Linked DNA regions of Mus musculus: all the other regions are linked to region 1. The links are chromatin loops, found by intact Hi-C in ENCODE. Cell type or tissue: heart. All regions are shown on one strand.

Region 1 (8,000 bases):
TGTGTCACCACAGGAAGCCGGGGACCACGCAACCCGTGCCAGAGCAGCTGGGGCTAGCTTGCTGCCTCATGAGGTAGGAGAAGGGCTGGGGAGCTGTGTTGGACAGCTCAAGCTGCTGGTCAGGGATGCTGGTTAGGGGCTGAAGGACCCAGTCTCCCAGAGGGGCTGCAGGGCCAGGCTTGAATGTAGCTCACTAATATGCTAGTCTCTGCTGAGCCATCCTCGGTGACTTGCGGGTGCCACCTGGCACCTGTTGTCTCAGAAATCTTTGTTGTTGCTTTCTTTTCTTATTTTTCATTTTATTTTTTTCAGTCAGGGTCTCAGGTATCCCAGGCAGGTCTTGGTCGTTCTGCATCAGAGAAGATAGTCTTGAACTTCTGATCTTCTTTCCCTCAATCTCCCAAGTGCTGGGACTATGGGTATGTGCTACTGTGCTGGGCTTATGTGGTACTGGGGTCAAATCCTAGGCTTTATGCATGCTAAGCAAGCACTCTGCTGAACTATGCTCTCAGTTCTTCATTGCTTCGTTTTATAGGATATTGCTTGTGCCACTGTTGTGTGGTTGTACATGAACCACTGTCTACTGGATTTACAATCTTCCCTAAATGCCCATTTGTACCAAAGGCTTGGTCCCTAACTTGGCACTACAGGGCAGTAATGGTGCCTTTAAGAGGAAGACACTTGTCAGATTTGTTAGGTTATTAGGGGTTATGTTCCCAAAGAGGACTGTGGGACTCCATCCTCTCTGTTCTCTTTAGCCAGTATGCCCCCCACCACAGTCTCCACCACAAGGGGAGATGTCAGGGCCAATGGATCATGGACTGGACCCTCTGAAACCACAGGCCAAAATAACTCTGTTTACAGACTTAGTGCCTCAGGTGTTTTGCTACAGTGATAGGAAACTGACCAACACACCAGCAATGAAGTTAGAATTCTGCAGGCTCCTTATCCATCTCAAAGACTGCTTCCTTGGAAGCTACTACGATCTTGATCTTCAGCCTTTGGGGCGCAGGAGAAGGATGGCAGACACTTCCATGGGCAGGGCCTGGCTAGATGAGCTGTTTTCTCCCCCTGCCAAACAAATTGACTCATTGTTCAGGTTTTCAGTGGTAATTACAGAGACCCTCACACTTAATCACCACCAGGTCTAATCAAGAGAGTTGGTCTCAAGGATGCTTGAGCATTGATTACAGCTTAATAGATTTATTAGGAGCTAAGTGGGCCAGCAAGTAATTGGCTGAGTGAGGCTAGCTTGTTATAGAAAAGGAACAGAAGCTAAAAGCTGGAGGGAAAAAAAATGGGTCAGGGTGTGGCAAGGTGAGACTCCAAGGAGAGTGGGAAGAGGACGACGGGCACGCAGAGTGAAGTGAGCTCGTGGAGCTGTGTGGGCCCTGGGGTAATCAATTACCAGCTAAACGGGGTAACAAGCTGCTTCGTGATCCTCCCGCCATGCCTTCCCTCAGTCACGATGGATGGCGGGTTAGTTTTTTCTTAAACTGTAAGTCAAAATGTGACCTTCGTGCCAGAGTTGCTTTATGTCAGGCGTTTGATCACAGCCAACGGAAAAGAGAGCAATGTGCGCTCAAACACAGCAGCTCCGTTCTGTCTGCTCGTTCTGCCCAATTAGCATCTGGAAGCTGTCTCTCCCATTCTCTGGGCTGGTAGGTCAAGAAGAGTCCTCATCTCACCTCAGTTCCTGTGGGCACGTGACCTGATCCTCACTAGCCGTCCTCCTCACTTGGCTAAGAGGTCTTCTCAGCTGATATAGTCATACTGTTGGTTTTAAAGCCTGGGCTCTCATTCTTCCATTAAGAGGAGGGCTGCTCTGTATTTAAGTCTGGGTGGGTCGCTGGTTGAATGCCTAAGGGAGAAATGCAGAAGGATACTGTGTAACTTTTGGAGAAGTGGCGGTGATACTCATTATGGTTCTGCAGTCTCTACTCTCAGGATGACTCCTCTCAGCAAGTTCTCACTTAGAAACTGGCGGCCATATTTTAATGTAAAAACCTCCAGGTCACGTGGACAATGGAGGTAGCATGAAGGACTACCCCTGGCCAACCAGCTTTCAAACTCTCTCCCTGATGCCACTGACCAGAGAATATTTTTAGAAGTGGATCTTGTGGTCCTCACTGTTCCAGCCACCAGCCATTTGAGTTTCCCAGCTGCAGATCTGCAGACAATGGAGGGAGAAATGCCGCCTCTCTTATGTTCTCACCGTAGAGTATGATCATTCAAAACAACAAAACAAAAACATACAAACCAAAATCCGGCCATGTCAAGCTGATCAATTCGAGGGTCACTTGTTACATTGTAGGAATAAATAGAACACGTATGAGGCCCTATGTCCACTTAAAATGTCAGCGATTCCCAGACAATAAAGTCCTAATTCCTCTGCCCGCCCCCAGCACTAACCTGTTTCCTACCCACCTTAGCAGCTCCAGGCCCAGCTTTACTGCAGGTCTGGATTCCCCCTGCTATCATAGGCTCCCATGTGTTGGCACCCACAATGGCTCTGTCTGGGTGTCACAAAGATAGCCACAGGAAATTGGGGAAATAGAAATCTATTTCCCTCTCTGGGTTCATTTTCCTCAGAGACAAATAATGATAGAGGGAACCCAAAAGAGATCCAGGTATTCTGCGAATTCATAGAATGGAGGTTAGTTTCGGGATCTTTAGATGAAATGTCATTTATGCATATGGGTTTTGGAAAGAGATCACCTGCTCCACATTATCATGGACGATTATGCTTTAATTGCTCCATCTAGAAAACACAGTACTATGTAGTGCTTTGTACAGTTAAGGCAGGCATTGAATGTGGTTAAGAGTTTGGGATGCTGCCCAACAGAGGATGCTGTGATAAACATTTAAAATAAAACATACCTACAAGTAGTTTCTGTTGGCCATTAAATCTTGACCTGCATCACTTTCTGGGAGGGGCTTTAGTGACTGATAACTCCCCTACAGTTGGATGCATGGGAAGGTCCCAGTCCCAGAACCTTCGAACCTTCAGCATATCCCAGCCAATTTGTCACTGGCTCTGCGGTACTATCATTGTAATGACTACAATCCTGCAGGCTACCTTGTAGACTTAAAATATTTATCTATTTAGAAGTGTAGTCTTGCTCAAGTTGGTCTTGAATTTGATAGGAAGAGAGCCTCCTACCTACACCTCTCAAGGATGGGATTGCAGCCATGAAGCACGTGCCCCGCTAGAGGAGGTCATTTTCATCGGAGTAGATGAAGGGTCTTATTGAAAAGACTGAATTAGGCTCTTGGTTTGGACTCTTGCCAAGTCTATTCGCTTATTCCCACCGGTGCATCGTTAACACCAGGGGGCGCTGTGGGCGCACCGCATCTTCACCAGGTAGTCATAACTGGCCCAGATGTCCCGCAGCAGCACACTGGTCAGGGCATGGTTCCCACTACCAGCTCCGTGGCTCCCTCAAGCAAGCATTCCTTTCCATTTTCGTTTCTATGTGTGTGAACTTATACGTGAGACAGTGTGTGTGTGTGTGTGTGTGTGTGTGTGTGTGTGTGTGTGGGCGCGTGAAGGGAACATCTCTTGCAGACATGCATGGGTTTATAAAGCTGTAAGCTATATTTCTCGCTTCCAGTCCTATCAGCATCTGTGACTCGAAACACGTTGCTTTTTCTCCGTGACTCGAAATGCAAAGTGTTTCTAGGTTTCAGGCTTCAAGCGTCCCTAGCCCCCACCTCCCTAGCATTAAATGCACACTCCAGAAGAGAGATTCAACCTTGAGGCTTTTCCAACTGAATCAGCCTAGTGCACGCCCAGCTCTCCAGGACCTTGAGTGAGGTTCTCAGTTCACCTGTGCTAGGAGGGTGAGGCACATCCATCCCTCTGGGTACCTAGACCACCAGCATCCTTGCGCTCTCCTTGCGCTTTCTTCCCTTGCTGGGGTCTCCATTGCTGGTGAACCAAGGGCTTTGCAGAGAGGTGTGGAGGGGGCGGGGAAGGGGCCCGGAGGGGAGGGGCGAGGGAGCGCTGTCACAGAGTGTCACGCTGCCCCTCCCGCCCTCCGCCCGGAGTGGGGGCGTGGAGCGCGGGAGGGCGGGCTTCTCCGCCAGCCTCGCAGCACCCGGAGCGCACTGGCCTCCTGAGAAGGGCGCATAGCGCGCTGCCAGGAGCCCGCAGCCGGCCGCCGTCTGCCCTGGTGCCCCGGGCGGCTGCAGGGTTCCTGGAGAGCGCGTCCAGCCATGGAGCCTTTGCACAAAGACGCCGAGACCGCGGCGGCGGCGGCGGCTGTGGCAGCGGCAGATCCCCGGGGGGCATCGTCGTCCAGCGGGGTGGTCGTGCAGGTTCGCGAGAAGAAGGGGCCCCTGCGCGCCGCCATCCCCTACATGCCCTTCCCGGTGGCTGTCATCTGTCTCTTCCTCAACACTTTCGTGCCGGGATTGGGTAAGAAGTGTGTGTGTGGGCGACCCTTGTGACCCCTTTAACCCCTGCGGTCCCTGCGACCTGGGCTGCCTGATGGAGACCAGGCAGGGCAGAGGTAGGCACTGGCTGAGACCCGTGGATGTGTCCACCAGCTTCAGGCTGTGCTCCCACGGTTGGTATCTAGCAGGTGGCTGAAGCCTGTGGCGTGGGCATCCTAGAGAAGAGGTACCACGCTGGGGGGGTCTCCGACCCACAAGCGAGGTGGCCAGGCAGAGAAGAGCTATGAAATTGACAGAGAATCTTGGAGTCCCAAGCAGGGACCCGACGGCTCACTGGCTCCAGGCTAGGCTACTGTCCAGAAGAGTGGAATCTTGGCCCTTCTTCCCCATCAAGTGCGTCTGTGATCCCTTTACTTCGGGAGGAGAGGAGGCCGAACAGGAAGAACTCAGGGCTGTGATGGGGTTGACCAGGCTCCAGGGAGTCTGGGAAGTCGGTTGAGCTGGGGGAAGGGAGACACACAGTTTCAGGAGACACACTGCATCAGGTCACGCTTTCACGCGGTGCAGAGCCTGTGGAGGTGGCAGTTCTTTAGCCAGAGTCTCTTTTCCTGGTGTCCGCTTTTCTGCCTGACACTTCGCAGTACACCGACGGAAAGGGGTGATTTTATTATTCCGTTTGCATGCATGTGTATTTAGACTGCATGTGACCAGAAGTGAGCCGGTAAGAAAGCGAAGAGTGAGCCTTGATAAGTCTGTATTAGGCTCTGGCTGTCTGGACACACCCCAAAGCCACTGCTGTCCCAAAATAGTGCCTAAGGGTGAATAAAGTTAAAGAATGAGAGCTTTCTTGATCGCCTCTCTCCAGCACCCATCTCTGCCTGCATGCCCTTCCCCCACTTCCAACTTGATCTCCTGCCACGGGTGGACCCTGCACACGAGACGGAGGCGCCCTCCTCGGCAGCGTGCAGGGCTGCAGAAGCAGGCATCCTATGCATTCTTCAGAGAGCCTGCTGCTGCCAGCCAGCTAGTTGCCTGCACATGGTTGCAAAGTTCCCAAAAGCAGAGGTCAACTAGAAGTGGCCTTTCCTTTCACTTTGGCCTTTCTCACGGCCTTGCTCCTGGAGGGCCCAGCGGGGACCTCATCTGTGGTGATTTTGAAGGCCACGCCCACTCAAACTGGACCTGTTGGTTTTGCCTGGACTCTTAAGTCCAGGAGGGATGCTGTGCTGCGGAGTCCCATCTGAGTAGAAAGTCAGAGCCTTTAATTGGGCTTATCCCCTGAGTGAGGTCTCTAGCAGCCTGCCTCACCGTCCAAGTCCTCAGGCAAACTCTAAACTACTGCAGGGTGGCAAGCTGCTGTTAATTTCCATGTGTCAGCAATGTCCACCCACTGGAGTAAAGAGAGAGCACCTGTCTGTCTCCCTGAGAATATCAAGGCCACAAGGCACGCGCGCGGGGTGCATGCTGTTAGAATTATAAGTGTTGAAATAACAACATCCTGACATAGGCTTTGAGGAAACAAAGAATTAGGTGGGCAGGAGAGCACTGAGGCGCTGCTGGAGACAGAAGTGAGCTTGTGGGAAGCCAGCCCCAGGAGGCAGCCAGGGCCACTGGCTCAGGATGCACCAGAGCATGTCCTCCCTGTGAAACACCAGATACCCCGAGCCTGCTGCCATGATCACATCTACTCTGCTTGCCTCTAAAACTTTACCCCACAGACCTAGCGTTCTCTCCTTCACAGCTCCATTTGTAGATCAGAATCCTGTCGGATTCTTTACTGATAAAGTACACACACACACACACACACACACACACACACACACACACACACCCCTTTCTAAGAAACTTGGATAGAAAGAGACAAACTACCCAAGAAATATGAAATGTGGAAAAGTGCTTTTTCAGCTCAGGCATTTTTCAGTACTCACCTCGGTTGCTACTGCATAGTTTCCTGGGGGTGCAGGCCTTGGCACCTACCCACAAGGAGTGGGAGATCCCAGGCTCTTGGTAGGTTGGGCTTCTGATCTGTAAGTCTGGGATGCTTGGTCCTTTAGGAGACTGGGTTGATGGAATGTGAGCTGTCAAAGCACAAGGCTGATCACAGAAAACATGCTAGAAACGGGTCCATGGTGTCCTGCTCCCTGTGACTCTGTCTGTCTTTCTGCCTGTCTCGTCTCTTCTCTCTCTCTCTCTCTCCCATACTTCTTTTTACTTTTTCAGATAAGGTTTTATCATGTATTTCTAGCTATCCTGGTACTTGCTAAGGAGCCCAGTCTGGCCACAAACTCAAAGCAGTACTCCTGCCTCAGCCTTCCCTATGCTGGGATTATATACCACCACGCTCTGCTTTGCCTCGTTTGTCTCGTTCCTGGGTGGGGTAGCTGGCACACTGGCGCCTCTGCTTCTGAGTGCTCCTCATCTCTGTACCTGCAGTGGAGTCCTCCACAGACCACACACCTTGAGAGTATTTTTTCCTTGCTACCTCCACTGCCCTGGCTAGGGACTGGTTTGGGTAGTCCCAGCTCCTGGAAGTCCTCTCTTGGCTCAGGTCTGCATATGCTAATCCTTCTGGCTTGCTCAAAGCTCGAGAGCCATCTGAATATTCAGACTGCTGCTTCTGATCCATCTAGCCATCCACTGGGCCAAAGCAGGCCTCGCCCACCCGCGCCAGGCACTGGGGATGTGCAGATGCATCAAGCAGCCAAGACAGTGCCTGTGTAGGAGAATTAATATAAACGGAATTTGCTCGGTGTTAGGAGGGAAACAGGGACATAGAGTTTTAGCAGTAGTTAATTCTTCCTGGGGTGGGGTTGGTTTGTTAGAGGATTCTTTTGAGAGAGGTAGTTGGAAAATTCATTCCGTGGCTCCATGCATTCCTCCCGCTCCCTACAGCATCCACTCTTTAGAAACTGCTCAGACCACTGACACAAAGAGCCTTTCTTTCTGCTGGAAATTCCCTTTCTTGCAAGTTCCTTCTTTTTCTCTTTTCTTTCTCTTCTTTTATCTTTTCTTCTCTTTCTTTTTCTCTTTCTTCCTTTTTCTTTTTCTTTTTTCTTTTTTTCTTTTTTGCAACAAAGAGGGAAACTGAATGGAAACTACCCACCACCCCATGTTGCTGGGTGTCTCAGGACCATCAGTCTGTGAGACCTGCCCCATCCTTTAAACCCTCCAGGCCTCTCTCCATCATGTGGTGTGTCTTAGTCAGGGTTTGTATTCCTGCACAAAGCATCATGACCAAGAAGCAAGTTGGGGAGGAAAGGGTTTATTCGGCTTATACTTCCACATTGCTGTTCATCACCAAAGGAAGTCAGGACTGGAACTCACACAGGGCAGGGACCTGGAGGCAGAAGCTGATACAGAGGCCATGAAGGGGTGCTGCTTACAGGATTGCTTCCCCTGGTTTGCTCAGCTTGCTTTCTTATAGAAACCAGGACTAGCTCAGGGATGGCACCACCCATAATGGGCCCTCCCACCCTTGATCACTAATTGAGAAAATGCCTTACAGCTGGATCTCATGGAGGCATTTCCTCAAGGGAGGCTCCTTTCTCTGTGAAGACTCCAGCTTGTGTCAAGTTGACACCTAAAACCAGCCAGTACACAGT
Region 2 (8,000 bases), 50 kb after region 1:
CCAGATGGTTTGTTTTGAGGAAGATGATGGAATCCGTTTGTTACTGTTTCTTGACATCCCAGTGGAGTCTGGGCTTCCCACCCATTGCCAAACACGTGGATATCACTCGAGAATCCTGTGAATAGTCAGATGCACTGGGACTCATGAAATGTAAATAGCCTTGCCCAAGCAAGTCCTGGGGGACGTTGGAGACTGGACTGCATTTGAACCGTGAGACCTGCAGAGTGACATCATCAGGTTGGGGACTTTGACCTGAAGTTCATGTGTGCTGCAAGAAGACGCATCGTGAGGCTGAAGTTGTTGGCGGGGCATGTGCCCCTTTAAGCAGCAAACCTGGGACTGATCAGTACAGAGCCAGATCCTTACTAGGCAGAGCAAACATCAGGAAGTGGGAAGGTACCGATATGAAATTAAGAGAAAGGCCGACTCAAACTGATGGCGTCCGGGTGGCTACTTACATCTCTCTCCATCTTATTCTAACATAGGAAGAACTAACATGTGGGACAGACCCAGGGCTCAGTTCCCGGTCATGCTGGCCTTGAGCCATCAGTGGGTCCCTCATCATCTGCCTGAAACTCTGTCACAGTGTGGCCAGGGCTAAAGAAAGGAGCCGTCCACTTTCTGCCTTGGTGGATGGAGGCTCTTGAAAAGCAGCTCCTGTTTCTCTGGGGTTCCAAGACCCCACCCCACCCCACCCCACCCCACCCCACCCCACCAGCCTTCTTAATTGCAATCTTTAGAAGTCCGACATCATGAAGAGATGGAGTCCCATGATGTACTCATTTCTGGCCCTGACTCTGGGCTGGCTCGCCTGCCCTACCCTGTGTCTATCCATCAGTTTCTTCCAAGGCTGTGTGGGAACGAGTTGTACCTTTGGAACACCTGCCAAGGGGTCTAGTTCTTCCTGTGTTTCTTTCTGTTGCTCTGTTTGTTCTCAGCCCCTGTCTTGGGGTACGGGGCCAGGCTTGGTTCTCTCCACAGCAGATCACTGCTCCCAAGGAGGCTACCTCTGGTAGCAAAGCTGTACCAGAAAGGGGACTGATGGGTCAGTGTGCCCTCCCACGATGTCCGCCCACAGCCCTTCATCCCACAGAGCTAGTGATGACAGGCCTGGCAAGAGCGGCCCCCACAGCGAGGGAGAAGTCTATTTCCCTGGCTTCTGCTGGGGGTGGCTACCGGGGGAGTTGGAAGGAGATGGTAATTTGTATTGCTTGTTTAGTGACATGAACCAGACTCGAGTGGGACTTTCCTGAGTGACAAGTGTCACCATGAGTTCTAGTGTGGGATGGCTTAATACAGGGGCTTGTGAGCTTGGGAAGCTGTTTCCTCCCTAGCACCCCCTCATTCCAGGTGGATGGTGTGGGTAGACTTTAGGAGCCCCCAGAACAGTGAGTCTGAGGGGTGCTACTAGCTCCAAGCATCAGCCCCCTGGGCCAGGCCTGATTAGCATAACCATTCTCAGCCGATAGACAGTGGCTAATTCACTCCTCACAGTCCAAGCAGGCCATTGGTTCTAGGTGACCAGAGTTCATTTACTGAACACCAGCTATCTAGAAAGCAGGGCTTTGGACCCAGAAAGCGCTTAGTGGCACCAGGGCTCCTTAGTGACAAAGCTGCCTGGGTGGCATAGCTCAGGGCTGCTGTCCCAACCTTGGGAAATAACTCAGAAGACCATGCCCTGGCTATGAGTGCCAGGGGCAGACATCACAGGCACACAGAGAAAATCCACAGAGACTGTGGCACTGCCAGGATCTAATGTGGCATTGTTATCAGAGTGGCCATTCCTTCTACCAAACCAGGACCCTGGAGCAAGAGAGAGGACCAGGTAGCCTACTGTCGTAGCTCCATTTCTGTTGCTGTGGTAAAATACCCTGACCAAAAAGCAACATGCACCAGGAAAGAGGAAAGTTGGTTTGTTTGGTTTATAATCTAGCCTATGTACAGTCCATCGTAGGGAGGAGTCATGATGGCAGGAACTAGAAGTGCCTAAGTCACTACATCCACAGTCAACAGCAGAGAAACAAATGCATCCATGCTGTCCATGCTCCCCCACCCCCAACCAGTTTCATGTACTCTTAAAAAGTCCAAGATCCAGCCCACGAAATTCAGGGTGGATCGTCTCACTTCCATTAAACAAATAAGATAATCCTCCACAGGCCAATCTAATCTAAAATAATTCCTCTTTAAGACTTCCCTGGTGATTCTAGGTTTTGTTACGTTAAAACTATTCAACACTGTGTAGTGTATTTTAGGGACCATTGAGGACCCCAGACTGCGGCCAGGAAGCCACTATGAGATGACCCACCCCCCACCCTCAGACTGCCAAATCTTGCCTGGGTCAAGTCTCTGGCTGCCCTGGAGAGAAGCAAAGGAAGTGATGAGGGCACGGTCTACTCCCTGCCTCCGTGGCCCTGACCTGTGTCTAGCCCCAGCGACCCGCCCCCAAAGGGGGCGTGGCCCAGGTGCCGCTCAGCTCAGTTCATCTGCTGTTCTGTGAGCAACCTGTGGGGAGTTTTTGTTAAGCTTTCACAAGGAGACCAGAGGCTTCTCCCTGAGACACATACCTCTCAGAAGTCACAGGGAGGGATGATGAACGTCCTCCGAAGGATGAGAGCAGTATTTCTCCATGGCCCTCCTGAATCCTTGAGCTCACCCGCCCCCCTGGCTTCTGCAGGTCCCGAATGGAAGATGGAAGCAGATGGCAGCTCAAGACAGAGTCGGTGCCCGGAGCTGCCTGGCTCATGGGATCTAGGTCCTACACTCCCTCACAGGACCGAGGCTGCAAATCGTGGGGTGTAGGATGCTGGGGGCTGAGGAGCAGCGGGGAGAACTCAGCTATAGGAGACATAGGAAGCCAATTAGCTACATGGTTAGCACGTCCCCTAGACGGAAAAGGATTAAGATGTGCAAAAGAAAAGCCATCCACACATCGGGTCTAAGGCCAGCATAGAGTGGGCTGAAACCCCAAGACCAGAAAAATCCCCCCAAAGGCCCAAGGGTCCTGAAGCAAGAAAGAGATTGAATGAGTGTTCCTTTGACCTTAAGATTAAAAATGCAAGGCCTTAGTGATGGTAAATGACCTGCATGAAGAAAGCTGGGACTGTCTGTTCTGTGGTTGGAGAGGGCTTGGACTTAGAGAACCAGCTGGCCACTGCATCTCCTACTCCCAGGCAGAAGCGCGTCGGATTGCAGAGCAAGGTTTCCCTCTAGTGGAAGCAGGGAGCCAGGATACCATCTGCCAGCCCTGGGATGAGGTTCACTCCCTGTGCTGTGAGGGAGGCTCTGCAGTTAGCAAGCGTTCTTTCAGTGCTAAAGTGCTCAGGTCCTGAGCTCAGATCAAAGATGCCCTGTAGGTCACATCCCTACAGTATCCAGCCTCCACCAGTGACAGCAAGCTCGGGAAGACCTTTTCTTCACCTACCAGGAGCTCTGTCTCCTGCTAGAGAGTTCTGTGCCCAGGTAGTAGAGGATGTGGAGGTCATCTTGGACAGTGGTATTGTGAAGAGGTCATCTAAGTGGTGAGCAAGGGACTTAGAGTCTTCTTCATCTTTCTTCCTGTTAGTTTCTGAGAGCTGAATGCTCACAGAGGCAGTGTATACTTCCACTCAGAGTATGACCCAGCCTCAATCCCACGATGCACCAGGACACAATGAATCCCAACCAGAGTGGTCCTGTGCATCCCATCAGAGTGACTACAGTCTTGTTACAGCAATGCCCTTCCATTTAACTATCTACAGTATAGAAATCAGGCCAGTCCGTCATTTCCCCCAACCTTGCCAAAGCCAAGAGTCTAGAGAGTCCAAGCCCAGTCAAGCACAGCCCCACTGGGAGAGCCCAGACTCTTCCTGGCAAAAACAAACACTAGTTCGGTATGCCACAACCCCCCAAGGGAGACTAAAGAAATGACTCCACTAAAGTTAAGTCTGGGACCCAGTGAGTCTATGGAGCATTGGTGACTCTTGGTAAGCTATGTCACTGAGAAGCCCCCACCCCAGTGTGGGGACAACTCAAAGCCACAAAACTGCTGTCCTCACCCTGGCCAGTCACCCCTCCTCAACTCCGTCCACTGTGCACACCGGTTGCCCTCTCCTGGGGTCTGTGGGATCAGAATTCCCACTGCATCCCCCTATCCAGAGCTACTGCAGCCCCCCGGCTCCGGATTGGTCTGCTGGTGTGGGGGAGGGGCAGAGACCTCTTCCTGACGCTTTTCTGCGACTCTGGCAGGATTTTTATTTCTGAACGAGTACACTGCCTGCCCCAGCCCAGGAGCCAGCAAGGAGTAGAGGAGGGGGCAAGTTTTAAGCAGAGACAAATGACGTTGGGGCTTGTGAGAATCCCGCGATTTCCTGTGGAGTAGTCGCGGGCTCTTCCCGGGCTGGCTCCCTTGCACCCGGGAGCTCTTTTGTTTTGGAAGATGCTGGCAGCATCACTGTATTAAGAGCAGGCCGCGTTGTGTTGTGGATTACTGTTTTGGTGTTGCCGTTGGCTTTTGTCTGTTAAATTAACTGCTGTACATTTTCTTGTTCTCTGACGACATCGGGGGCTTACTTTTCTCACTCCTTCTCACAGGGACCCCATATGCCCAAGTCCAAGCACAGGTGGGGGGTGGAGGGCGGGTGGGGGGTGGAGGGCGGGCGGGTGGGGGCCCGGGGGTACGGAGGCATTGCCAGCCCATTCTAAAGATTACAAGTGTTCTTGGAGACTGCTCGGACTATCTCAGCCCTTGGAAAGATTCTAGACTTTCCTGGCTTAAACTGAAGCATGGGGCCCAGGTTTGACTTTTGCTTAATTTTCTCAGTGTCCCCAGGCTTGAGTCCCCACCCTTGTTTTGGGGTCCACAGAGCCCCGCAGGGGTAGTGCAGGGCTCCCGCTTCTCCTCCAGCCTTCTGCCAGCTTTGAAGACCTTCCTTCCAGCAATGCTACTGTACACGTGGTGAGGAACGCCACCCGCAACAAAGCTCGTGTACATATCTCCGTGTACATACGGAGTGTACATACATACATACATAATACAGTGTACATACATATAGTGCCCCGTGTTATAAAGATAACAGAGCATGGCATTTCTTTGGCATTCCAATTTTTTTTAACCCTTGGAAATATGGTTTTGGCAATCTTTTATTCTTCTTTTTCCTCTTTTCTATTTAATAAACATCCATGTGACCTTCCTGGTAGCTTCTTGAATTCCTGTGTCTTCCATTTCTGTAATCAGATCTCCAGCTGCCCTGAATGCTTTCGTCTCTCTCTCTCTCTCTCTCTCTCTCTCTCTCTCTCTCCCTACAACCTCACCTGCTGGTCTTTCCATTTGGATGGCCATCTTCCCCTTTCCTTGGGGACCAATCCAACATTTTCTCCGCTCACTGGGTCCCCTGTAGCCAAGGATGTAGACTCTGAACGAAGCACCAGGCCCCGAGGGTGCACAGTGCCCGTTTCCTTCCTGGGAGGTTGGACTGGCTGGCAAAGGAAATGTGTGTGAGATAGATGTTGAAATGATGCTAACCACAAATGAGCACGGGGTATGAGTAGTCAGAACTTAGAGCTGACGGTTGCCACCACGAGGGGATCTTCTGAAATGCAGCGGGGGTGGCAAGGTGCAGTCTACAGCCCAGCCAACATCTTTATTAGCTGATGCGCGGAGACCTGGGGAACCTAACAAATTTACCGATGAAGGGAAAGAAATAGATTACAGATAAACACAGGAGAACGCACAAAACTGTTGTAAAATTTGATAAAATAGACTTCGAACAAAACAACAATCCATCGGGGGAACATTATGATTCTAAATGTATGTGCCCTGAATACAGGTACACACAATCTCATAAAACGCATGCTATTTAGATGGAAAGTCACAGATTAACCTTAGCATGATAGTACTGGGTGACTTCAGTACCACACTCTTACCAATAGGTCATCCCCTCACCACAAAATATACAGAAACATTCAAATTAAATGACATTGTACACCACATGGTCTTAACAGACATCTATAGAGCACTTCATTCAAATGCTGTATAGTACTTACTCGTCTCAGCAGCCCATGGGACATCCTCTCGTACAAGGATACAACATTAAAATAATTTCCATATCCTGGATGAGTACAAGACTGTAAGGCTACAAATCAACAGCCAGAGAAACGCCAGAACACATACCAATTCGTGACGAATCTAGAAAGTTCTGGATAGGCAGAAAAAAAAATCTAACAAGATGGAACCCTTGTGGGTTATGGAAAGATCAGTGCCTGGGGGATAATTAGCCTCTGGGCTTCCCTGTACCCATGGAATATTCTAGAGCAGTGGCTCTCATATGGTGCCTCATGTTAGGGTGACTCTCAACCATAAAATTAATTTCATTGCTGGTTACTTCATAACTGTAATTTTGCTACTGTTATAAATAGTAATATAGGGCTGGTGAGATGGCTCAGCAGGTAAGAGCACCTGACTGCTCTTCCAAAGGTCCTGAGTTCAAATCCCAGCAACCACATGGTGGCTCACAACCATCCGTAATGAGATCTGACTCCCTCTTCTGGTGTGTCTACAGTGTACTTACATATAATAAATAAATACATCTTATAAAAAAAGGTTTTAAAAAAATAAATAGTAATATAAATATCTGATTTTTTTCTGGTGGTTTTAGGTGACCCCTGTGAAAGGGTCACTTGGCCCCCCCAAAGGGGTTGAGACCCACAGGTTGAAAATCACTCTCCTAGGGCATCTCAGGGTTCATGAGCATCAGGTGGGTAGAAAGAATACATCATCTCCTGTCATTGGTTCAGGAGCAGCTGGCTGAAAGACAGAGAGAGATGTGCCTGCAATTTTATCACCAGTGCTGGGGTGATCAGGGACCAGCACTTAGCTCCTCATATGCCAAGGGAAACGTCCAGCCTCTTCCTGTCTATCAGAACAACCCACAGCTCGTGTTAGCTTTCCCATAGCTGGGGGACTAGACCGTCTAATATAACTCAAAGGAAGAAGGATTTGTTTTTCAAATCGTTTCAGGGATTCTAATCTATGTTGGGGACCAGTGGTGAGAGTATTGTAAAGCAGAGAATTTCACATCATAGCAAGAAGGAAGAAGAACAGAGCAGCAATCAGGAGGGGCTGGGGCAAGACTACACCCCTAAGAGCACACACCCAGCGTGGAGGACAGAAGGGAGGACGGAGGACTCCACCTATCATCTATATACGTGCCTGGGGCCAGGTGTGCCCTCTCCTGTGCCTAGCCTTACACGCCCACAGCTTGGCCTTCCCTGTTATATAGAGAGGGAAATGAGAATGTGAGAACGGCCACACTGTGTGTTCTTCACAGTGCTGCTGAGCCAGCCAAGGTGATGGTGAGCCTGCTAGAACCTCAGCTGGGGCCACAGCCCAGCAAGCACTAGAGCTGAGCTGTCTCCAGCTATGGTGGTGTGACCCAGACCTGTAGACCTGGCTCATGGTGGTCATCTGTTCCCTAATGTGAAGCCAATGCAGGCGCTTGAAGTTACGGAATAAGAAACTGCCTGGGCGTGGCTGGAGAGATAGCTGGCTCTTGCAGTGATTATGCACGGCTGTGATCTAAGCTTACAGTACTCTTCCCCCCCCCCCCCAGAGTCATGCACGTGTTTACTTATGTTGTAGTAATAAGTGCTGAAAACAGGAAATAGGTTGGAAGTAACCTTATAAAACAGACATTTGCCATACATGGTAAAAGCAACATACAAATATTGTTTTCTGGGCCAACTGGGTCAGTTGGGGTTAGCTGGTGTCAGTTGGGTCTAAGCGCTGGAACCTGAGGTAACAGACATCCAAGCCTCTGCCTTGAGCCCTTAGGGAATGAGTAGAGAGGGCAGCAGCTGGGCCTTCGGTATTCTTTAAGATCCAAGCCTTTCAGCCAGTATCCAATCAGCCATTCCCACTGTGCTCTCCACAGATCAGGAGCTAAGATGCAGGTCGATTTATAGAGAGGGGTGGGTGTCTCAAACACACACTAGCTACTGACTTCTGGATGTGTCTCTTCATCTCC
Region 3 (8,000 bases), 310 kb after region 1:
GGCATCTCAGGTAGCTGTGCATGGGGCTGCAGGTCTCCCTGTGTTGCTGTATGGCATCCGGACAGCACGTAGGCCATGGCATTTGCTCAGATTTCATTTGGACCAGTGAACATGGCCATAGGCCTGCCCTCCCCCTCTCTCTAGGACACAGTGCTATTTAATTATAGCATTTACCAGCAGTTTCTGTGACCTTGGGTGTAACTCTGTTGCTGTCTGACAGTGGGGGCCCTATTTTCAGATGTAGAAGTCACTGAGAGTGGTTAGGAACTTGTCCAAGTTCATTCCAGGTTAAAAACTAGAAGGAATCTGGGCTTGGAGGTTAAACCTATGATGTACAAAGGAAACATGGGGTGTCCTCTGCCCCCTTTCTCTGTATCTCAGATTGGCAAGGACAGCCAGGCTCTGACCATGTCTGGCAAGAACTGTAGCTGCATGCCGGGTTGATGGTAGGCTTTGTCTGCTGTGAGGTGCTGTGGCTCCGTGCTTCCCACCTGTGCTCTCCTCTCATCACTCGCTGCTCTGTGACTTATGCTTCTGCAGGCTTTCCTCAGCTTTTGTCCTGGTTTCTCTCCTAAAAGCCCCACGTGCTGCTCAGTGCTGGCCCTGCTTTATAGATGAGGAGCCTGTTGCTACAGCCATGTGCATCTTCCCTGGCCCTGGCTGGGCCTACAGTAAGTGCCCAGTAGTGTATAGCATCCTGCCTGAGATCACACAGCAGGCTTCTAGAAGAAGCATGTGAGAGCTATTTGCTGCCTCCTAGCCTTTGAAGTGGACCTCAGGTCTTAGGCAGCATCCTTTGGAGGGTTAGAGAGGGCTGATGGGCAGTCACATGCAAGTACCTCACCAGCCCAGCCCTGCCCCTCACACTGGCCTTTGTCCCCCGCAGGGTCAGGATAAGCATGAAGATTCATATGCCACTGAGAACTTTGAAGATCTGGAAGCCGAAGTTCAGTTCTCAACACCACAGGCAGCTGGAACCTCCCTGGACTTCTCTGCGGCCTCTTCCCTGGACCAGTCACTGTCTCCATCCCACAGTCAGGGACCGGCCCCTGCCTATGCTTCCAGTGGGCCTTTCAGGGAAGCTGGGCTCCCTGGACAGGCCACCTCTCCTATGGGCAGAGTCAATGGAAGGCTCTTTGTAGATCACAGAGACTTGTTCTTGGCCAACGGCATCCAGCGAAGATCCTTCCACCAGGACCAGTCCTCCGTGGGAGGCCTCACGGCTGAAGACATTGAAAAGGCCCGGCAGGCCAAGGCTCGCCCTGAGAGCAAGCCACACAAGCAGATGGTAGGTCTGAGAGGCGTTCTGGCTGGACTTGGGTGGTTTCTATTCCTAGTGGGGCTGGGGCTGGTCCGCATCTCCCCCCAACCTCCCATGCTGTGACTTTAGAAATACCTGGAAGCCTTTTTGTACAGTGCTGCCAGTGGGAGTGGAGAGGGGAGGCACAGACAGCATGAGCCTCAGGCTGTCTTGTCTCATTTGTTAGTTTTGTCAGTCCTATAGGTCTCTCTTGTTTTTCCCTTCAGCTCAGTGAGCGGGCTCGGGAGCGGAAGGTGCCAGTTACCCGGATTGGGCGGTTGGCCAACTTTGGAGGTGAGGTGGTCACGTACCCCGTGCTGCCCCTCCTCTACTGCCCTGCCCTGCCCTGTTTGTCCTGTTCGAGTGGAGGTGGCCAATGTACATTAAGGTGGAAATGGTTGGGAATCCAGCCGTGCCCCAGTACTGGGTGGTATATGGCCATGTTGCCCATGAAGTAGCTGCTGAGTGTTTTCCTGTGGGTGATGACCTCATTACTGGATTCCAGCCTCATCTTGGCTTATCCCTGGGCCTGGTGTGTGGCTGTATCTTGCCATGGGCTACAGCTTGGGCTAGTTGGCTAGTCCTTGGGGCAGTCTTTGCTGGAAGGAGACCGGTCATGAATACAGGTGCCTCACTGGGCCCTTTGGCTCCCTAGATAGAGGGCCTTTTGGTCTGGGACCAGCCATTTGGGGAACCTGTTTACCAGATCCTATAGTCTGACTGCTAGTGTGGTACTGACAGACTCTGGCCCTTTGCTGCCAACAGTTAAAGCTGATTGCTGCAGGCCTGGGCATTTTATTTGTCCTTGCTTTTATGCAAGTAGCCTTTGACCCTACCATACCTGTGCTCTTCTGGAAGGACATTTACATAGTGCATGTGCACACTGCTCGTCTGCGAGGTCCTGTTGCGAGTGCTTGGCCATTTGCTGCAGGGTGCTGTGATGTGGGTTTCTGGAGGTGCAGTTTATGAAGGTTTATCTGTGCTCTGTAGGTTCTCCAGGTTCAGGCAATGTAAACTACAAAAGAATAGCTTTGCTGGCTTGTTTCACATACTGGCCTTGGACCAGTGGTTAGCTAAATAACAGTTCTGGTAGGTTATGACAGTGATGGTCCTGGTGTTGAGTTGGTTAGGGAGGCCCAGGACCTTCTGTCTTCCCTTTCCTGGAAAGTATATCCTCTTGTTTGTCCATCTCTATCAGTTACTTTCTCTGCTCTCTACCATTGCCAAAACCTGTGGCAGAAGCAACAGGCAGTTTCAGAAGGTTCAGGCTGTGGGTCCTGACAGTTTCTGGGCCTGCAGTGAAGCATCTGTCATGGTGCTTGTGTATGTGGTAGCAGATTCTTCATCGAGTGTGAGAGGAACCTGCTGAGAATGGCTGCTGTTCTGTGCAGTTTCAGAGGAGGAGCTGAGCACAGACCTCTGTCTTGTGCAGGGACATCTGAGCTGCCTGTCCTATGAGTAGGCACCTACCTTCCTACATAGACAGCAGAGGACCTGTTAGGTCTTCCCCGGGGAGAAGACACCTCAGGGAGCTTTGTCTCTTTCTTTTTGTTTCTCTCCCTCTTCCTCCTGGGCTGCAGTGCCTGGGGGATGAGGCTGCTATTGGATGCCAGTATTATCTAGAAGTACACTGTTAGTACCCACGCAGAGGACATTAGCCATGTCTGTCTGTCTGCTCTATGTGGACTTTCTTAGCAGAGTGAGTGAGCCATGTGTATTAATTACAGTGGACTTTAGGGCTGAGGATGTGGTTCAGGGAGTGGAGATCTGGCCTAGCACACACACAAGACCCTGGGTCCCTCCTGAGTACAGGTGGGGCCTGGTCTACAGTGCCTGGTTCCTCAGTACTCTTGTCTGGTTGCTTATGCAGAGGCCCTTTCCAGCCACGTGTTGTAAACAAGCCCTGGGATTTCACCATGCAGAGCAGCACCAGCAGGAGTGGTAGCCTGCTGTTCCACTCTCAATGCTACCCAGCCTGCTCATGAAGGCTCCTGTGGTTAAAATCTTTGCTTTCCACCTGTGGTGACTGGTAGGGAGTGGAGTGACTGTTTCTTTGGTGACTTCCAGAGGGACCTGAATGGGGAGGCTAGGTGAGGCTCCTGAGTTACCCAGAATAGGCTCCCAGCCTGGACACAGGCCCGCTGGACCTCTGCTTTGCCTGCGGGAGAGTTCTGTGCCCTGTCACTTCCCTTCCTTGGTGGCAAAACCACTTTTAATGAGAAGTATTAGGAACTTTCTGTGTATGGGCAGTGTGCCGTCACAGGCCAGGAGGAAGGTCAGGCTGCCAACAGTGGTTCTCTCCTCTCAGTGACATGTGGAGATCAAGCCTTCTAGACACAGAACACACACAGTAGAAGAGGCAGTGCTGTGTGAGGTCCTTGGGTGCAGAAGCAAGGTATCTGAAGATGGCAGAAAAATCCCAGCCTGGAATTCCCCTTCCCAGAGTTAGTTATCCCAGGTTTACCTGGTTCTAGGTGAAGCTGAGCTGGGCAGGGGATTCCAAGAATCTCATTATACCAGGCCCATGAAGGGGAGCCAGTTTATTCTGGGTTCATAGAACCGGGGAGATCATGATCACTGGTAGGGTGAGCTTGTTCTTCCCTCCTGGTCTGCCTGCTGCAGGAGCCTGCCCCTCTCTTGGCAGCTCCTAGGTCTGGTGCAGCTACTGATGGAGCCAGAGGCCTCCTTTCTAGAATGTTCCTTCAGGCATTTGTTTAATAACTGTCTCCCCACCCCCGTGGTAGAGTTTGTGCTTTGCCTGGGAGCCCAGAAGCAGGCAGGGACAGTTTGACCCAGCGCTGTGCGGCCGGGGGTAGGTGTAGGGGGCTCTGACTGCTGTGTGTGCGGCTGGATGTCGTCTGCCTTTTCTGTGGGCGTGTCTCTAAGCTGGAAGGACTCCACAGGGACCTTGGTGACTGAATGCTGCCTGTCCTCCTTTCTTTTGCTAAGTTAGATATTGTGTTAGGTAGGGCGAGGAAGACAGTTGGCGGGAAGTTAATGTTTAATTAGGACTCTGGCTCCCAGTGCCCAGTGCCATCCAGACTGGCCTGGGTAGGCGGAGTGTTAAAGGGCTGGTGCCTGCCCCACCAGACATCCACAGTAGCACCCTATCCCAGGGCACCACCAGCATGTCTTGGTTGTCGCTGTGGCTTCTTCCAGTTTGGCTTGTTCTGCCCCATGTGTCCAATGCATGTGCCTTCCCACAGGATTTGAAGACAGTGCACACACCCGAGATGGAAAGTGCTTTCAATTTTTACATTGATTTTTATTTTAACTATGCTGGGCTAAATGCATTAGAATTCACTCTCCATGTTTCTTCTCGCCTGTTTTTTAATGGCCTCCAGAAATCTTAAAAGTCATGCATGTAGTTGACACGAGACTTCCTTTGTCACCATGGGCCTGATTGTTTTGAATAAACAAGCTGTTTTGCTGCCATGTCTTGGACCTGAGAGTGTGGGCACTTGACACCTTTGGTTCTCTTAGTGACCTCTGTGATAGGAACGGCTGGTAAGGTGGGCAAAGTAGAGCATGCACTGCCACCTAGTGGCAAATAAATATAGTATTAAATGTGTAAAAGAATTACCTTTTAATTAAAAAGCATTTAAAAAGTTACTTGAGTGTTGTGTTTTTGGTTTTTGTTTTTGTTTTTGTTTTTTGAGACAAGGTTACCATATATACTCCTGGATATTCTGGAATTTGCTTTGCATCCTTGGGTGGCCTTGAACTATGTTAGACCTCGTGCCTCAGCCTCCAAAATGCTGGGATGACAGCATGTGTGGCCACACACAGCCTAAATTTCTTTCTATACATTTTCAGCAAATCCAGCGTTTTTCTGTAATGCATTGATTATTGTAGAAAGACTGGAGAAGAGTTTCATAGCCCTTGCCCCGTCTCTGAGTGGTATGCCGTCCTGTACAGCCTTTGGGAAGGGAGCTTCCAGGAAGGTGTGGGCCCTGAGCCAGACTCCCAGGCTCTCTGCCTGGCCTCAGCCATACCTCCTGGGAGGGAAGACCCAAGGGCTATTGTTCTCGGTCACTATCAGTGCTGCCAGCATGGGAGTGGGGGGGGGGGTTCTGTTCTGGCCCCAGGGACTTCAGCTGGGACACCCCGTGTTTTTGCTGTTGTTGAACGTCCCAGGTTTTACTGCTACCTGTTGCATATCGATACAGTGATTCAAGACTACTGGATGCTCTTGCAGACTTGAGTGAGTGGCTGTCTTCTATAGTTGTATTTCCAGGAAGTGGTCCACAGACCAGGCTTGCTCTGTCTTCCTATTTGTGCTGGTTCCTTCCAATATGGAGTCTGCCTGTGTTTTCGCGAGTGTGGGTTGTCACAGGTGATGGATGAGAGCTGCGCAAACTCACAGGCAGCACTTGCTCAGAGCTGACTGTCCTACAACCACCAGTGTGTGTTCTTTCCTACTCCCTATTGGGAGTACCCAGCGAATGTTAGTACATTGCAGTGGTACCTGCCTGCTGGTCACCAGGCCTGGTACCTACCTGGGTGGTCCCAGCCACTCAAGCACCTGCTTTCTTACCCTTCCAGGTCTGGCTGTAGGTCTGGGAATTGGGGCGTTGGCTGAAGTTGCCAAGAAGAGTCTGCGTTCTGAGAACTCCACAGGTGAGCAGGGCCCTGTGTACAAAGGGTGGATGATTATGTGAGGTCATCATTGTCATTGTCCGGACCACCCCATGCCCTCCCAGAGCTTCCTCAGGCAGGAGTCCTCCGAAATGTAGTTCCTGTGGATGTAGTTCCTGCGGTTGAGTGATTGGTAGACTGACTTGCTTAGAGAGTTGGAGGATTGGAGAATTGGCGATGGCTCCCGCCTTCAGCCCCAGCTGACCCCCTCCCCCCAGCCCCTCTGGCTCCCTTAGCATGCCCACACTCTTGTTACCACCAGCATGTGCACCTCCATACTTGCTTGCTTGCCCACCATTCGTTCCTGCTCTCCTCTCCTGCCCTGCTCCCGAGGACCTATGAATTGTGATCTGCCGAGGTCAAATGCAAAGCTCCTTTGTCCCCGTGGGTAGGGATATAGGTATGGGGACAGACGTATTGTATCATTCCTTCATTGAACATGGCTCAGAGAGGCTGGGGCCATTCCAGAGACAAAGACCAGACCACCTCTGTTCTCTGCCGCCCAGGATCTGGCCCATCAGCCTTGCCTGGAACACAAGTTCAGTGACCACTTGTGGCTGTACAATCTAGAGAATGTTCTGCATTCAGTCCCCACCAAACCCGAGGGGTTTCCTGATGCTCGGATTCTGGCTGGGGAAGGAGCCGTGTGAGCCCCTCTCTGAGGGTAGATGGCTGGGAGTTTACCCAGCAGAGCCATTAGGGGTTCCTAATCGGTGGATTTTCCAAGTGCATCTGAGGTTCTGGTCCCATACTCTCCTGAAGGTTCCTCACAGCTCTCACACCCATTCACAGGACCTCTTGGTACTCATGGTCTGAGGGGCCTGAGGGGGTGTACCAGCTCTCCAGACAGCACTTCACTCACGGGGTTCTCAGGCTCCAGTCCTAGGATGGACACCTTGTGTGTTCTTGGAAGGGACCAGAGAACAGGGGATTTAGCGTGGGTATTTTTAGTGCTGGTGCTTAAGTACTTTGGGATGTGAAACCCGTGGTTTTTTCTGGTTGAGAAGCTAGCTTTCCCAAGATCCAGCACCTCCTGCCAACCACTTTCCATCCTACCTCGTCTAAGAGGAGAGAGGTCAGCCTACCTTCAAGGGCATAGCTGGTGTCCTTTTTCAGGGACTCTAGAGACTAAGGCTTCGGTTCCTTTAGCCTTGCCAGTAGGTCCTGAGGCATTACAGAGTAAATGGCCTTGGGAGATGTACCTACTCAGGCTCATAATCTGCCTACAGTGCCCTGATCTTTAAGCTGCTGTCCAGGCTAGTAAGCTCTGCCCAGGAGACCCTGTCCTGCATTGGGCATACCACCATATTTCTGGCTTGTCCTGCTTGGTTCGGGCCATTCTGGGTGGGAGACATGTCAGCCTATGAGGATCAGCCCACTGTGGGGTGGAGACGCCCAGAAAAAGCCAGTTGGGTTAGACACCATCTCCAAGTACCAGGAGATGGTGCTCAGCTGAGGTATGGTTTGTGTATAGGTGAGCGACAGTTTCCCCTCCTTTGTCCTAGAATTAGTGGCCTTGCCTGTGTTCACTCCTGTCTTCCTAATCCTGAGTCCCAGGACCTGGGGAGGACAGGGGAGGGCTGCCCCACTCTTGGTGCTGCCTTCTGCTGTTGCCGGGGTCCCTTCTGGGCCCACTTGTCCTGGATTGGTCCTACACCAGGGTTTAAGTAGGTCTTGGAATAGCCTAGACTTCTGTGGACCGACCCTCCTACACTGCATGTCTTGTTCTCTTGTTTGGACCAGGGAGTGAGCCTAAGTCCTCAGTGTGTCTGCCACTGGGTGCTGGCAGTTGAGGGCTCTATAATTCTTCTCCCCATGGTAGCCCCCTTCTCTGGCTTGCCAGAAGCAGGCTGGGCTTTGCCTGATGCAAGGGCAGTTGTTAAGTCCTCTTCCCTTGGCCTTCCAGGCTCGTGGCTATGTACTGAAGGAGCTTCCAGGTGCTGAGGGGCTGGGGAGGACAGGGAGACCTGGTAGCTTAGACCCCTGTTAGTGCTCCTCCCTTGCCACAGGGTGGATTTGGCATGTGGGCAGAAGCAATAGTGCCTTTTGGCCATGCTGATGG

What was found. Peaks named below come from ENCODE experiments on the same cell type or tissue, not always from the same donor. Only the 100,000 strongest peaks of a DNase experiment are listed, where the experiment ranks them.
Region 2: it touches region 1 in a loop (6-fold over the local background); 30 of 42 quality-filtered maps call a loop at or near these places.
Region 3: it touches region 1 in a loop (12-fold over the local background); 3 of 42 quality-filtered maps call a loop at or near these places.

The regions. Positions count from the first base shown.
Region 1 is chr1:180,479,548-180,487,547 of GRCm38, reverse strand. Stum (mechanosensory transduction mediator) reads left to right here and starts at 4,044. Exons shown (of 4, transcript NM_001081227.2): 1 at 4,044-4,420. The coding sequence starts at 4,219. In heart, a CTCF peak has its summit at 3,311 (motif pointing right); a DNase peak (open chromatin) is centred at 3,357; H3K4me3 peaks cover 2,167 bases; H3K27me3 peaks cover 7,833 bases.
Region 2 is chr1:180,429,555-180,437,554 of GRCm38, reverse strand. Stum (mechanosensory transduction mediator) reads left to right here. Exons shown (of 4, transcript NM_001081227.2): 4 at 1-5,182. Among named protein-coding and RNA genes, the nearest start is that of Gm39712, 25 kb to the right of the region's middle. In heart, CTCF peaks have their summits at 3,218 (motif pointing left) and 5,561; DNase peaks (open chromatin) are centred at 3,204 and 5,534; H3K4me3 peaks cover 762 bases; H3K27ac peaks cover 1,170 bases; H3K27me3 peaks cover 6,014 bases.
Region 3 is chr1:180,172,171-180,180,170 of GRCm38, reverse strand. It overlaps Coq8a (coenzyme Q8A), which reads left to right. Exons shown (of 15, transcript NM_023341.3): 3 at 887-1,288; 4 at 1,528-1,594; 5 at 5,846-5,920. Among named protein-coding and RNA genes, the nearest start is that of Coq8a, 20 kb to the left of the region's middle. In heart, a CTCF peak has its summit at 4,849 (motif pointing left); DNase peaks (open chromatin) are centred at 110 and 4,300; H3K27ac peaks cover 439 bases.